2 separate regions of the Mus musculus genome follow, and region 2 is linked to region 1. Evidence: chromatin loops called from intact Hi-C (ENCODE). Cell type or tissue: left cerebral cortex. All regions are shown on one strand. Each heading gives the region's core, and the rest is flanking DNA. Links, peaks and the distances in the headings are about the cores only.

The links. Peaks named below come from ENCODE experiments on the same cell type or tissue, not always from the same donor. Only the 100,000 strongest peaks of a DNase experiment are listed, where the experiment ranks them.
Region 2: it touches region 1 in a loop (1.9-fold over the local background); 9 of 42 quality-filtered maps call a loop at or near these places.

Annotation. Positions count from the first base shown.
Region 1 is chr3:15,405,028-15,413,410 of GRCm38, forward strand. It overlaps Sirpb1a (signal-regulatory protein beta 1A), which reads right to left. Exons shown (of 6, transcript NM_001002898.1): 3 at 6,162-6,479; 4 at 5,384-5,698. Among named protein-coding and RNA genes, the nearest start is that of Sirpb1a, 17 kb to the right of the region's middle. In left cerebral cortex, for the core only: no CTCF peak of the experiment used is centred there; a DNase peak (open chromatin) is centred at 3,622.
Region 2 is chr3:15,559,867-15,568,249 of GRCm38, forward strand. The region is part of intron 1 of Sirpb1b (signal-regulatory protein beta 1B); the gene reads right to left. Among named protein-coding and RNA genes, the nearest start is that of Sirpb1b, 11 kb to the right of the region's middle. In left cerebral cortex, for the core only: no CTCF peak of the experiment used is centred there; no DNase peak of the experiment used is centred there.

The DNA of each region.
Region 1 (8,383 bases), core at 1,641-6,640:
GTAAATGAAGAAAATACCTAATTAAAAAAATAAAAAATAAAAATAATAAATTAAAAATAGGTGTCTATTTCTCTATTGTCCCCAGGTTAAATCTCCAATTTATAGCACTATATTTTATCAAATAAATTTTACACAAAGTAGATGAACCATCAAACTGAACCTTTTGCAAGGATGTGTTGCGGTCAATATCTCCAACCCAAATATGCTCCGGCAATGAAAACACAACACAGTTAATATGATTACATGCTGTGCGCCTAGATTGGGCAAATCTACCACTACACTACCACCTTCCACAGCTTGTGAGACCCCTTAGAACTTGCTGTTTCTCCAGGCCGTTTGCTTCTGCTCTGCTTTTCTCCTTCTTCTCTCCCTCTCACCTCCAGCTTCACCTTCCCTTTTATCTGCCCAATCATCAGTTCTCATTTATTTTACAAAGGTGGCAAACAGGTTTATAGGAAATCACCTGAGTGCTGACTTATTCCTTGTTTTCAGCCACTCATAGGAGAATGGAATTAACATCAAATATAATTAGCTCCTGGGCTATCAAAAACAAGGATGGTTGGATTTTTAGAACTTGAATAAATTCTGGCAGATTGCAGACCCAGAACAAATTATTTTCTATCATATTTATGACTCTTAATAGCCATATATTATCCTCCTTTGTCCCTTACCAAACAGCTTTGTGGCAATTTAGGTGAATCATCTGGAATGTACTTGGAGAAATTTTTCTTTGGAATGTATTAATTTAGCAGATTACTAATGTCAACCAACCCAGATATTTAGGACTTAAATCTCTACCAGATTTCTCTATGTGATAAGCAACCTCTTCCATGTTTTTACCAATTAATTTAAAAAGAGTCTTGATTAATGGCTTTCTTTCTTCTATCACTACACAAAAAAATATAAACTGCTTCCACAGTGAGCTTTTATGTGATCCAAATCTGTGTTACTGTTTCATGGTCACTGATAGTTGAATTCATCATGAAACACTTCTTGTCTTCTTTGAGGAGAGAGTTGTGAATCTCTGTCAACTGTTAAATTCTTGATTTTCAGAATCCTGTGGGTCAGGGACTATAGTGCCCACTATGCTAGGAGAACTGATCCCTAGGGAGAGTTACAAGGTTAGTGTGATCCAGAAATGCTTCTACTTGGTAGTATTTTGGACGATCCCTGAGAGATTATCCTTAGACCAAGAGGTTTTCAGTCTCTCAAGTACTCAGGGAAAGCTGTGAACAGGGCATATACACGAAAGAGGATGGTAAATGGAAAGGAAGAGAGTTGACAAGCTGCCTTATTTAGATATAAGCATCCTGGAAAATTTCAGATTTGGGGGAATAAAAGAATCCTAGTGAAGTATAAAACAGCCTGATGGAAATGCTTGCTGGAAAACATGCAAGAAAAGGATGAAAATTGTATACATAAGAATGCAAGAGTAAAGATTTCATGATTTAGAATCTCAACTATCATGTAGTCCATGTCCACACTAGTATAGATGCCATCTAAAATCTTTCTGTTGCTCATGAAAATCTAATTTTAGTTTTGAAGTCAATCAAAGATTAACGTTTGTTTTTAAGAATAGAAACAGGATGGTTGCATAGTTCATTGGGTGCAGTGTTTTCACAACATATTAGAGGCCCTCAGATCAATCCCAACAAGCCATACCCAACAATATACATAATTTGGATTATAATCCTAATACCTGGGGTATGGAATATAGAAGGTCAGAGGTATGATTTTTTACTTGCCCAAGTTCATAGAACAGCATCTGATACTTGTAAATGTTAACTTGACACAACCTACAATTACCTAGTAAGAACATTGCATTTTAAGGACTTGGTAAAATTGTGTTAGCCTGTTGGTAGGTCTGTGGAGGTTTGTCTTGATTGTTAACTGATATGGTAAAATCACTCTTAATGTAACTGCCTTCATTTCATTAGACTCTGGGCCCCACACTGCATAAAATCAGTGAAGAAATGTAGGTGAACATCAGGCAGCAAACAGAAATGTTGGGGGTATTCTATCTCAATGCTCTTGACTGTAGATTGGATGTATGAATTCCTGCCTTACTTTCCATATGTAACTTGCAATTGTAATTTAAACAAAACCTTTCATCTCTTGTGTTTCTTGTGGTCAGGATATTTTATCATAGCAACAGACATGAAACTATATCCTTGTCTGAAATGACAGACAAGCAAATTCAAATTATCTTGATGGGCCCATAAGAAGAAGCAAACACCCAACTTTATGTATCAGAGTTATAATATAAATTCTATTGCCTCCTCCCTCCTTTTCACTCTGAAATAATTCTCAGAGTCCATCCCATCTCTCTGAGTAGTAGTAATGTCTTTTGAGGTTCCTGCAATGTGATCACCTTTTTATCTTGGTTAGACTATCTGTTTAATATATCTGTTTTTATCCACAGTCGTCCAGAATAATCTTGATTTCTATATCTACCATAGAGAACATTCTTCAGATTCTCTCCAGTTATTGTGGTCTGGAGAGTACCTTTAAATAGAAGAATATATATTCTAATTTTTAGTTCAGTTCTGACTACTGATATAGTGGTGTTTATGATCACAAAACCAATGGCTACACTGGGTATGATTGTTTATATTAAACCAAAATGCCATAGTTACACAAAGAATGGTAATTCTTTTGCATCAAACACTGAAATGGATGCCTCCCACCTCAAGGAAACAAAGAAGGTCAAGCTAAAACAGGAGTTAACAGAACGCAGGAGATAATATCTTTAGAGTAGCAACAAAGTCTAAAGAATAAAAAATTCACATAAACAGAATAGAATTTATAGCTTGAGATCAAGGAAGGAAAGTTAACCTTAAGTTGTGTTAACTAAAGAAATGTTCAACATCCTTAGTCATCATGGAAATGCAAATCAAAATGATCGTAAGATTTCACCTCACACCAGTCAGAATGGCTAAGTTCAAAAATTCACATGAAAGCAGATGCTGGTGAGGATGAAAAAGGGGAAAACTCCTGTATTGTTGGTGGGATTGTAAGCTGGTACAACCATTCTGGAAATCAGTCTGGCAGTTCCTCAGAAAATTGGAAGTAGTACTACCTGAGGACCAAGCTATACCACTCCTGGGCATATACCCAGAAGATGTAATAAGGATACATGCTCCACTATGTTCATAGCAGATATATATATATATATCTATGCTAATATAATATATCTGACTAATATATATTATTATATAATATATTATTATATTAATACATTATTATACAATATATATTATAATACAATATATCTGACATATATATATATTAGTCAGAAGCTGGAAACAACCTAGATGTCTTTCAACAGAAGAATGGATACAGAAAATGTGGTACATTTACACAAGGGAATACTACTCAACTATTAAAAACAATAACTTCATGAAATTCTCAGGCAAATGCATGGAACTTGAGATATCATCCTGAATGAGGTAACCTAATCACAAAAGAAGGCACATGGTATGAACTCACTGATAAGTGCATAATAGACAAAAATCTTAGAATACTCAAGATACAGCTCACAGACCACATGAAGCTAAACCCAGACAATACTGCAGATGCCAACAAGTGCTTGCTGACAGGAGCCTGATATTGCTGTCTCTTGTGAGGCTTTACCAGAGACTGACAAATGCAGAGGCAGATGCTCACAGCCAACCATTGGACTGAGGACAGGGTCACCAATGGAGGTGTTAGAGAAAGGATTGAAGGAGCTGAAGTGGTTTACAACTGCACTGAAAGAACAACATAAACCAACCAGACCCCACCAGAGCTTCCAGAGACTGAACTACCAACCAAAGAGTACACATGGAGGGACTCATGGTTCCAGCCTCATATGTAGCAGAGGATGGCCTTGTTGAGCATCAATGGGAGGAGAGACCCTTGGTCCTATGAAGGCTGAATGCACCAGTGTAGGGGAATGTCAGGGCGGGGAGGCAGGAGTGTATGGGAAAGTGGGGGAACACCCTCATAGAAGCAGAGGGACAGGGAATGGGATAGTGGGTTTTGGGGAAGGGAACTGAAAAAGGAGATAATATTTGAAATGTAAATAAAGAAAACATCCAATAAAATGCATAAAAAATGAATGTCAATAAAATCTTTTGACAAATTCTAGTGCAGAAGTAAAAATTCAGAAAAATGCAAAAAATTCTTCAGAAGTACCACATTAAACAATACACCCGATATTGTATGAGTAATATGACTTCTTATAAACCTTAAGAGAAATTGATTTCAGAAATAAAATGGATAACATTCTCCATGAAATATTACATTCAACAATATACCCATTATCAGATGACTGATATGACTTTTTAGAAACGTTAAGGAAAAATTGATTTCACCCTTTTAACACATAGAAATAGATTTTTTTTTGAGCTCGAAAGAGTTTAATAGGAAAAGCTGATGAGAATTTAAGGATGAAAAAAAAACTAATTTTGGTGTGCAAAATAGAGTATAAAAATAATTTGAGACAAATTTCAAAATAGAGTCAATTTCAGATCATTGTTGGGAACTACAGTTAAATTTATTGAATATATATTTTAAATGAAAATATCATGATTTACCTGAGCACCCACTGTGGACTATATTTGCACTGTATGGACTGATGCTTTCTAACCTTGACATTTTTAACTGGCATATTTATAGATAATTAGGCGACCCAGTGTTTATCCAGCCAATGAACTCACAGCAAAGGGGGGATGCCAAGGAACATGAGTTTTTCAAAAGTCACTGGAGTTGAGGATCTTTTTTGTTGTTTTAAGAGAAGGAAAAAGATATTCACATAAATGGGTCCAATCTAATGCAAACTAACTGCTAGCATCGTAACAAGTTGAAAAGAAATACTTTACTAGCAAGTTTTCCTTATACCTTAGTGATAGCAGTGCTCCAATGGACATTTGATTTTCCTTTATTTCATTAGTCCAGATCATATGCTGTGTGTGTGTGTGTGTGTGTGTGTGTGTGTGTGTGTGTGTGTGTGTACAAACAGGTTGTCAGGTGACCCGTTGAAATTTCACTCCATTAGGACACTATATTTAGGAAATATCTAAAATGTAATGGAGTCAGTAAAGATATGGTAAAGGAAACACATGAACATAAGGATGTTCACAAATGTTAGGTAAAACAGGGAAGGGGCAAGATACTGGAATTTGATGATACCTTCCATTCTTAATTATTTAATCTATTAGTGGAAAGATATGTGAGACGTGTGAGAAGTTGGGAATGAAATATGACGTTAACATTTTACTTTGTTGTTGTCAGGATAATGCTACAATAATCAAGAATGTTACCTTATACATAAAAAATGAAGCCCAATTTACATTTAGACATAAGGGTGGGGTGAAGACCTCACCAGACTTGGTAGCAGTACCTTTCACTCTCTGATGTTCAGTGACCAGCACAGTATGGGTTTCAATGACTTCTGCTTGTTCATCATGCTCAACCTTGCATGTCACTACCATGTTCTCCTCAAGGGCAGATATGTTCACCAAGAGACAGCTGATCCAGTTGTAAGTTCCATCCTTGTTTACTATAAGTGTAAAAGGTACTTCTCTCCGGGATATATTTCCATTCTCTAACCAGGTCAACTGAAAACTTGGAGGATAGAACTTCTGTATTTGGCAGGTGACATTTATCACATTCCAAACCATTGTTGGCTGCTGGCGGATCTCCAGGGTGGGTGGAACTGAAAAGTACAGAAAGAACCTGAGATAGATGGAACCTAGGCACAGACATTCTCCAAAGAAGAGCTGAATGTTAAGGATCCACCTCTGTTGCAAATGCATTATGTATACAGAATGTGTGTTTTGTTCAGAGGAAGGCAAACATAAGTACAGCTCTTCTCACACAGGCACTCAGGCTGTGGTGGGGTGAGGATATGAAGAGGTAACATTTATAAGAAGAATTATTGGGTACACTAGGAAAAACTAAATGCCTAGAGGTTCTGTGCATGATATATGTGGTTCATAATTAGTATAGGTTTAATTTCTTCTGTAAAAATAAGTACAATTCCTTTTATGTAGTGATCATACTCTGTGACCACCACCAACCCCCATCCATCTAGGTAGTATATAACAGTGCTTGCTAGGAATTATGAACAAACAATTCTGACTAGGTATGCTACTGAGCTAGGATTCAGAAACATCTACCTTGAATGAACTCAGAGATGTGAGCAATCCCTCTGAGAGGGGCTCGATCTAAAGTGACATGATCCACTTCACAGATGATCTGAGAGCGGACATCCCTAGGTTCCAACACCACCTGGACTGTGCTGGAAACTCTATAGGAGACACTTGTTTCTTCCGGTTCCACAGAAGTTTCCAAGTGAGAGATCTCATCTCCATTCTTGAACCACTTCAGCGTGAGGTTCCGCGGAAAGAATCCATGGGATCTGCATGTAAAGGTCACTGTCTGCTGAGGGACAGCTCTGGCTGCAGGACCGGAGACCATAGGTGAAGATGGTTTAGCTATAAAGCAGCATATAAACAAAGATGTCATTTTGATAGCCACCACTGATGACATAACATTGTGAAGAACCTTCCTAGATATTATCCATTAATTATTAAACATTGTTGTTTACTGTCAGGATTGTTGTTACCAGGCAACTAGGAACCTGCTGGTCTCCCATGTCATACCTGTGTCCAAGCAGCAGACATTAAGTCTTCATCCTCAATGTTTTGCCCCAGGTTTGTCCAGATCCTTCTGTGCTATACAATGTTCTGTGTCTCCAGAGGACAACACAAAGAAGGGCAAACCCAGGTGCAATTTGCCTGGGCCAAGGAAGGTAATTACAAATGTATTTCAAATTTCATATCACTTATTCCTGCTGGCCTCATGAATCCTCTACAATCTAAGGTAAATGTTCCTAGATTTACAATTATTGTAAGCTAGAAAATTACACATATAATAGTATTGCCACAAAGCTGGAACCCTTCCTCATTTCCTCTAGTTATTTTTATTTTTCACTTCCTTCCTTCCTTCCTTCCTTCCTTCCTTCCTCCCTCCCTCCCTCCTTCCCTCCCTCCCTCCCTTCTTCCTTCCTTCCTTTCCTTCCTTTCTTTTCTTTGTACCCATCTGCCTTATGTGTTCTCTCTGCTAAGAAATGAATTTAAAATTGAGAGCCTAACCATCTGCATGTCCATTTATAGGTTTCAGTTGTACTTAGTCTGAAGTAAAAATCAGAGATCGCTCTCCATCAATGAAGCCAGGTTTAATTCCCTTTCAAATTGGCAATCACAAGGAAAATAGATGCAAGCCCATTGATCAGATAGAAATAATCTCTAGTCTTAAAATCACACATAGAACTTGATTGTTGGGAGGAAGACACTAGGCTTTGTAGATGTCTTATGCTGTGGTTATTATGAATAGCAGGCTTCATTTGACAATTATACACAATTGTATTTGTACATATATGATTCCTTATTAAATGACCAGCCAGACAGGAAGATAAACAAGTGCTTTCTGAAGTCGGTATATCTAAATCTCGCCACAACTAATGTTCCTACAAGATTGAGGGAGTATAGCCAGTCACAAATTATTGGGAGTTTCTGGCTAATCTGATACTGCCAAGATTCTAGTAACCAAATCTTTGGTATGATTAAGATCAGAGTATATGTGGGTGGAGATGTTACACATCTAAAGTCAAAATTCATCTGACACTCACCAGGTGATTAACTAAATCCTGATCTCTAACTAATACATATAAACATCCCCTTTGATGGGACTCTGGTCCATTTGAGCATGGCTCTGACAGACCTTGCCCTTCTCCTTATACCCTCTACCTTATCAAAAGCTGTTAGATTATATACTAAAGCTAGAAACCAAGGTCTGTTTCCTTATTTGGCCACTTCCTGCTCCTGAGTCTGATTACCAAGGTCCAGCTATCAAAGTATTGAAGTCTGGCAATTAAATCTCCCTTTTTGGCTCATGAAATTAATATTCCCAATTAAAATTAAACACTTCATCATAACACAGTATTTCCAATTTTACCTATATTAATTGCCATTTTCCTGTGTGTCACATCTGTCCCCTCTCTACCTAGAGGCAGTCCTTTCTTATTTGGGACAAAGACTCCTCTCTCCCTGCTTTGTTTTCCTTTTCTCTGTCATCCTCTATCTTCTGTTTTTGTCTCCTATTCACTGACCTCTATTACTCTGGGAAAATAAATTTTCTTTTGGCTGATAGGTAGGTTTTGATAAGGACTTGAGCTGATACTATTCCTAATACCCTCCCATAAAAACTGGATTAAAAACCTCAGCCACGAGGAAGACATAAAGAAAGAGAGCGATGTCAGTGAGATGGCTTCAGTGGAGAACAACAGCTTTCTTTTGGGAAATGAATGTGAAGTCACAGAAAATGATCTCTGAGATAC
Region 2 (8,383 bases), core at 2,240-7,239, 160 kb after region 1:
CTAGAAAGAGAGGCCCATTGGACACGCAAACTGTATATGCCCCAGTACAGGGGAATGCCAGGGCCAAAAAATGGGAATGGGTGTGTAGGGAAGTGGGGGGGGGAGGGTATGAGGGACTTTTGGGATAGCATTGGAAATGTAATTGAGTAAAATATGTAATAAAAATATTTTTAAAAATGGAGTAAAGAACTAAATAGTGAATTCTCAACAGAGGAATTGTAAATGGATGAGAAGTACTCAATGAAATGTTCAAAGTCCTTAGTCATGGAAATGAATATCAAAACTACACTGAGGTTCCATCTTACACCTATTAGAATGGCTAAGATAAAAAAAAATCTGCAAGAAATAGCACATGTTTTCAAGTATGTGGATAAAGGTCAATATATCTTCATTGCTGGTGGGAATGTAAATTTGGACCACTATCAAAATCTTAGAAAACTGGGAATAGTACTGTCTCGAGACCCAGCTATACCATTTCTGGGCAAATACCTAAAATATGCTAAAGCATCTCACAAAGACATTTGCTATGTTCATAGTAGCTTTATTCATTAAAGCCCGAAACTGCAAACTACTTAAATGACCCTATGATGAATAATGGATAAAGAAAATGTGATGCCTCTACAGAACAGAAAAATTCACAGCTATGAAAAACAAGGACATCATGAATTTTGCAGGTCTTCCATTCAGAAAATTGTCTCTAATGCATTCAAGAATATTTCCCAAATTCATGATGGCTTGCACATGAAGCATCCCATGTGCAAGCACCATTCCCTAACACTATGAATGATACTCAGTTATGCTTGCACATAGGCTGTGTTTTCCTGTGAGAGGTTCCAATCATGCAGTTGATTCAGACAGATAGGGCAAAACATTGGATGGAGCTTAGGGTCTCTTATGAAAGAAGAGAAAGAACGTTTGTGTGCCTCAGAGGGAAGAGAAACTCTACAGGAAGACCAACAGAGTCAACTAACCTGGACCCTTGGTGCTCTCAGATTCTGAACCACCAAATAAAGTACACACATAGGCTGGGCCTAGGCATCTTTGCACTGTCTACCAGATGTGCATCTTGCTCTTTATGTGAGTCCTGAACAACTGGAGTGGAGGCTATCCAAAAATCTGTTGCCTGTATATGAGATAAGTTCTACTGGCAGAGTTATCTTGGCTGACTTCCGTGGAAGAGGAAGCATCTAGCCTAGCAGAGACTGAAGAGCTAGGATTGGTGGGGGGTACCCATGATGAACCTACCTGCTGAGGGACAAACAGAGGGTGGATCTGTTAAATATTGTGGGAGGTGGCCAGGAGGGGGGCAGTTAGCAGGATGTAAAATGAATGAGTAAAAAGTAAAATAATTTTTCTTAAAAAACCAACTGTATATTTGATTTGAGGTGATCTAATTACTAGGGGACTTCTTTCTGTCTGCTGTACTTAAAGGAAATGTAGCTTACTGAGTAATTTCAACTTTAAAAATCTAGCAAATGATCATAAAATCAACTATATGAAAATGTAAAGGTCCTTAAGGAGGAAATGAATAGATAAAATGGAATGGAAAACAATTTTTAAAAAAAATTATTCTGATTGAGGTAACACAGACATAGAAAGAAAAACATAATATGTAATCACTCACAAGTAGATTTTAGCTGTAAAATAATTTATATTCATGCTACAATCAAAAGACTCAATTAGGCTAAGTAGGAAGAAGGGCACAAGGGGCAAGACATGAATTTTTGTGGGTTGTGGAAATGGAATAGATATGAGAGAAACTGGTGGGGTTGGGGGCAGATGTGAGTATGGGAACATAAAGGTTCAGGTGACAGTAGATAAAGGGATATTGGTAGAAAGACCGGAATTGGGAGGGGCATTTTTGGAATAAGTTAGAAATTTATCAAATGAAATGCCCAGGAAACAGAGAGGTGGACCCTAGCCAAGATTAATATCAAGGGGGCATATGGAACCTAAAGTGGCTATCACATATATGATGTATGTAAGATTTTATGATTCAATGATGTCATTGAAAAAGGAAACAAGAACTTTGTTTAAATTTACCAATTAAAATATACTATAATATATTTTAATAATATGTTCTCTGTAAGGGCAGGAACTTATTCCATGAACAACTTTCTGGCCCTTGAATTATATTAATATTAAGTTTTATATAATAACTTTCAATAAAGATTGACACAACAGGTATTAATTATTTTATCTTGTGTTGTTAAGAAGTTCAAATTCAGTGACTCAAGGCAATGAACATGGGGACACATATCCTCATTGTCTAGGTGGCCCAGTTCCTGTCCTTGAACATGGTTTGGTCTCCCGAGGTTAATCTCCTATATCATCTGCCTTCCCATCACTGGACCCTGTTTTCTCAGTAACTCTGTCCTCATAACTCTGACAATTCAGACTACTTCTTGCCTGGAGTTTAATGATTAAAAAAGCATATACTGCACTGCATTCACTGCACTATACTACTTGACCACAACTATACAATCTTCATTTAAAATATGAAAATAACAAAAGTAAAGTATGGCAAAACCATAAAGAAAATGAAATGTCTGGACAGCAAAATAAAAATACAAAACAGAGTGAACCTGTAGCAAGAACCAAATGATGTTGGAAAGTCAAGATATATGGTAACTTAGACATTCAATTTACAAGGTATACAGAGGATTTGAGCATTTTATGAAAAAAATTACAAATATAGAAATGGATATAATTATATTTCTTAGTTAGAAATTAGGGGACAATGGTCAAAAACAGGGAAGAAAATAAATAATATGGAGTGTGGGCATATTATTGAAAAAATATTTTCTCACATCTTCCTAGTTTGATAAAATAGAAGTATAAATCTAACATTATGTCTCTGACCACTGGAGCAGGTAAGAGAGCCATCTTGTATCCTGGGTTCTTAGAGACCAGTCTGCACAGGTGACCACATGGACTGCAGAAGCAACACAGCTTCTGGGACTGGCCATCTGAGTACCAGACATCTTTCTGTGGACCTTCCCTGAAAGAGGAGAGCTTGCCTGCAGAGACTAATCTGAGCACTGCGACTCAGGAAAGAGCTGGACTCCCAGGACTGCTGATAGAAGCTAACAGAATCAGAGGAGGAACAGGCTCCAGGCAGAGACAACTATAACAACTAACATAAGAGATTACCAGATAAAGAAAGGCAAACACGAATCTTATCAACAGAAACCAAGAACAATCACCATCATCAGAAACAAGCATGCCCACTAGTCCTGGATACCACAAAACACCCGAAAAGCAGGATTCGGTTTCAAAATTATATCTCATGATGCTGGTAGAGGACCTTAAGAAGGACATTAATAACTCACTTAAAGAAATACAGGAGAACACTGCTAAACAGGTAGAAGTCCTTTAAAGGAAACACAAAAATCACTTAAAGAATTAGAGGAAAAACAAAACAAAATAGGTAATGGAATTGAAATAAACCATCCAAGACCTAAAAAGGGAAGTAGAAACAATAAAGAAAACCCAAAGGGAGACAACTATGGAGATAGAAACCCTAGGAAAGAAATCAGGAAACATAGATGTGAGCATCAGCAACAGAATACAAGAGATGGAAGAGAGAATCTCAGGTGCAGAAGATTCCATACAGAACATCAGCAAAACAATCAAAGAAAAAGCAAACTGCAAAAAGGTCCTAACTCAAAACATCCAGGAAATCCAGGACACAATGAGAAGACCAAACCTACGGATAATAGTAGAGGAGAATTATTTTCAACTTAAAGGGCCTGCAAATATCTTCAACAAAATTATAGAAGAAAATTTCCCAAACCTAAAGAAAGAGATGCCCAATAGCTGACTGTGAGCAGCAAACACATAATTGGATGCTCACAGTCAGCTATTGGATGGATCACAGGGCCCCCAATGGAGGAGCTAGAGAAAGTATCCAAGGAGCTAAAGAGATCTGCAACCCTGTAGGTGGAACAACATTATGAACTAACCAGTACCCCGGAGCTCTTGACTCTAGCTGCATATGTATCAAAAGATGGCCTAGTCGGCCATCACTGGAAAGAGAGGCCCATTGGACACGCAAACTTTATATGCACCAGTACAGGGGAATGCCAGGGCCAAAAAATGGAAATGGGTGAATAGGGAAGTGGGGAGGGGGGAGGGTATGGGGGACTTTTGGGATAGCATTCTAAATGTAATTGAGGAAAATATGTAATAATAAAAAATATTTAAAAAGAAAAAGAAAAAGATGCCATGAACAAACAAGAAGCCTACAGAACTACCAATAGACTGGACCAGAAAAGAAATTCCTCCAGATACATAATAATCAGAACAACAAATGCAGTAAATAAAGACAGAATACTAAAAGCAGTAAGGGGGAAAGGTCAAGTAACATATAAAGGGAAGCCTATCAGAATTACACCAGACTTCTCACCAGAGACTATGAAAGCCAGAATATCCTGGACAGATGTTATGCAGACCCTAAGAGAATAAAAATGCCAGCCCACGCTACTATACCCAGAAAAACTCTCAATTACCATAATGGGAAACCAAAGTATTCCATGATAAAACCGAATTCACACAATATCTTTCCACAAATCCAGCCCTTCAAAGGATAATAAAGGAAAAACACCAACACAAGAATGGAAATTATGCCCTAGAAAAAGCAAGAAAGTAATCCTTCAACAAACCTAAAAGAAGACAGCCACAAGAACATGATCCCAAATTTAACAACAAAAATAACAGGAAGCAACAATTCCTTTTTTAAAAAATTTCTCTTAACATTAATGGACTCAATACCCCAATAAAAAGACATAGACTAATAGACTTGCTACACAAATAGGACCAACATTTTGCTGATTACAGGAAACCCACTTCAGGGACAAAGACAGACACTACCTCAGAGTTAACGGCTGGAAAACAATTTTCCAAGCAAATGGTCCAAAGAAACAAGCTGGAGTAGCCATTCTAATATCGAATAAAATTGACTTCTAACCCTAAGTTATCAAAAAAGAAAAGGAGTGGCACTTCATACTCTTCAAAGGTAAAATCTTCCAAGAGGAACTCTCAATTCTGAATATCTATGCTCCAAATGCAAGGGCAGCCACATTCATTAAAGAAACTTTAGTAAAGCTCAAAGCACACATTACACCTCACACAATAATAGTGGGAGACTTCAACACCTCACTGTCACCAATAGACAGATCTTAGAAACAGAAATTAATCTGAGACACATGGGCACTAACAGAAGTTATGAATCAAATGGATTTAACAGATATCTACAAAACATTTTATTCTAAAACAAAAGGATATACCTTCTTCTCAGCATCTCATGGTAACTCCTCCAAAATTGACCATATAATCAGTCACAAAACAGGCCTCAACAGGTACAAAAATATTGAAAATATCCCATGCATTCTATCAGATCACCATGGACTAACAACGTAACTAATAGAAAGCCAACGTTCACGTGGAAACTGAACAAAGTTAAATATCTCAGTTTATTAGGGAGATATCTGCTTTGTAGGGAATGCTAATGTGCTCCCTTGGGCTGAAACAAAGGATGCCCTAGAGTATGAGTGGTAGTGAAAGACAATATACTTTTGTTCTCCAGTGCCACATGTTCCCAGAACAGCCTCTAACTCCTAGTGAGTATCCAACAAATATCTTCCTGTGTATGATTTGTCCAGTGTGGTATCTTCCAATGTTATTGAAATCCATTTTAAGTTAGTAATCTATGGAATAGAAACCAAGTTCCCCATGAGAATGATATTTTCAAGAAAATCTGTTTGTATATAAGGATCAAGAGCACAGGAAAAAAAAAATCATCGACCCTGTCCTCATTTCACATCAAAGCTCATGGAATTTATCAAAGTTTCTGAGAGGAGTTACTACTAATCTCATGGCCTCAGTCAGACAGCTTCAGTGCAAAGTACAGTTCTAAACATTGCAATTAATGTTGTTTATGCTTCTGATTCTTTTTCTGCATTTGTATCAGTGTGAAAAGACCATTAACCTGAGATGTTGGTTTATGATATAGGAGTACTTCTTATAGTATCTTGATCATGGAGAGGGTCATAACATTAAAATGTAATTTCTCAATTGGTTTTCTGAGTAATAATGCCTTCAACTGACATTGGATTATCTTCACAGAAACATAGAGCTAGGTACAGTTTATTAGCTCTGTCTAGCTCTAGATATGGATGGGGATCTGGATATAATTATCTCTTGCTGAAGTAGCTTGTAATTGATTTGAAAAATATCTAGGAACAGAAATTCAAATGAATTAGTATCTCCTCTGGCTCATTGTTTAAGAGTTAAGCATTATTACTAACAAAAATGAATTTATGAAATTCTTAGACAAATGGATGGATCTGGACAATATCATCCTAAGTGAGGTAACCGAATCACAAAAGAACACACATGATATACACTCACCGATAAGTGGATATTAGCCCACAAGCTCAGAATATCAAAGATACAATTTGCAAAACAGATGAAAATCAAGAAGAAAGAAGATCAAAGTGTGGAATGATTTGATCCTTCTGAGAAGGGGGAAACAAAATGACAATGGAAGGATTACAGAGACAAAGTTCAGAGCAGAGACTGAAGGTATGACCATCCAGAGACTGCCCCACCTGGGGTTCCATCCCATAAATAACCACCAAACCCAGGCATTATTGCAGATGCTAGCAAGATTTTGCAGACAGGACCCTGACATAGCACTCTCTTGTGAGGCTCTGCCAGTGCCTGGCAAATACAGAAGTGGATGCTCACAGTCATCCATTGGACAGAGCACATGGTCCACAATGAAGGAACTAGAGAATGTACCCAAGGAGCTAAAGGGGTTTGCAGCCCATAGGAGGAGGAATAATATGAAATAAACAGTGCCCCCAGAGCTTCCCTGGACTAAACCACTGATCAAAGAAAACACGTGGTGGGAATCATGGCTCCAGCTGCATATGTAGCAGAATATGGCCTGGCCAGTCATCAATGAGAGGAGCGGCCCTTGATCCTCTGAAGGTTCTATGCCCCAGTATAGAGAAATGCGAGGCCCAGGAAGCAGAAGTGGGTGGGTTGGGGAGCTGGGGGAGGTGGGAAGGGATAGGGAATTTTTGGAGGGGAAACTAGGAAAGGAAACTAAGAAAAACGATTTGAAAAAGGAAACTAGGATAAACCATTTGAAATATAAATAAAGAAAATATCTAATAAAAAAGTGTTAAGTATTCTAATGATTGACTGTTAACATCTTACACAGAGCCACATCATAATGGTGTGTGATGGAACAATATTGCTCATCTCATAGTGGCAGTAAACACTGAGTGGCAAGAATGGATGTGGGCTAAATGTTCCATTCAAAAGCATGTACCTTTTACCTTCTACCCTCTTAGATCTTACATTTTACATACTCAAACATCATTCAAAATGGTGCAATTATCTGTTAAAAAGGTCTTAACCCATAAAGGTTTTGAAATATTTGAAACTCAAACCATATTTGTGCTAAACAACTTCCCAGGACTGAAGCAAATTTCTAAAATAATTCAACCAATAGAAGCAGAAGTTATGCTACATAACACATTTCTAGAATTTTAAATTTACTGTCAGTCCTGTTTGCATTGGGGCCTAGAGGAATACAGATACTTGTGGCAGAGAGAATCAGTCAAGGAAAGCATGGCAGGAACATTGTGCATAAAAAGAACACAGTGGTGACACACAATCTTCTTCACTGAGATATTGCTTCTCATTCTTTACATGTTTATTTATATAGTCCTTGTTCAGGTAAGATATAGAATGAACAAGTTGTATTTAAATATTTAGGGAAATAGTGATAAGTATAAGCTTGTGTGTGTGTGTGTGTGTGTGTGTATGTGTGTGTGTGTGTGCATGAGATAGAGAGAAAGAAAGAAACAGAGACAGAGAGACAAGGATTAAAGAAGCAAAAAGAAATCATGAATTTTGAAAAAAAGAGAAGGAAATTATGTAATTATTAGTTTCAGAAACTATAAAAACAAAAAGCTTTAGGAAGTGCTAAAATAATTGTCAGGACTTATCTCTTTCTGTAGTCTCAGGATCTATAGACTCAGGACCATTGGAAGTGTAATGAGGATACATTAAAACTAAGAATCCTATAAGAATAGATGGCATATCAACTCAAGCAAAAAGGAACCTGAGGCTGCTAAGCTCAAATCTGAAGTTATGGAGTCAGTCAGGGAATCTTCCTCAATGACAAATAGAAAAAGCAAACAACAAAGAAAGAAAGAAAGAAAGAAAGAAAGAAAGAAAGAAAGAAAGAAAGAAAGGAAGGAAGGAAGGAAGGAAGGAAGGAAGGAAGGAAAGAGAGAGAGAGAGAAGGGAGGGATGGAGGCACAGAGAGGGAGGGAGGGAGGGAAGGATGGAGGGAGGGAGGGAG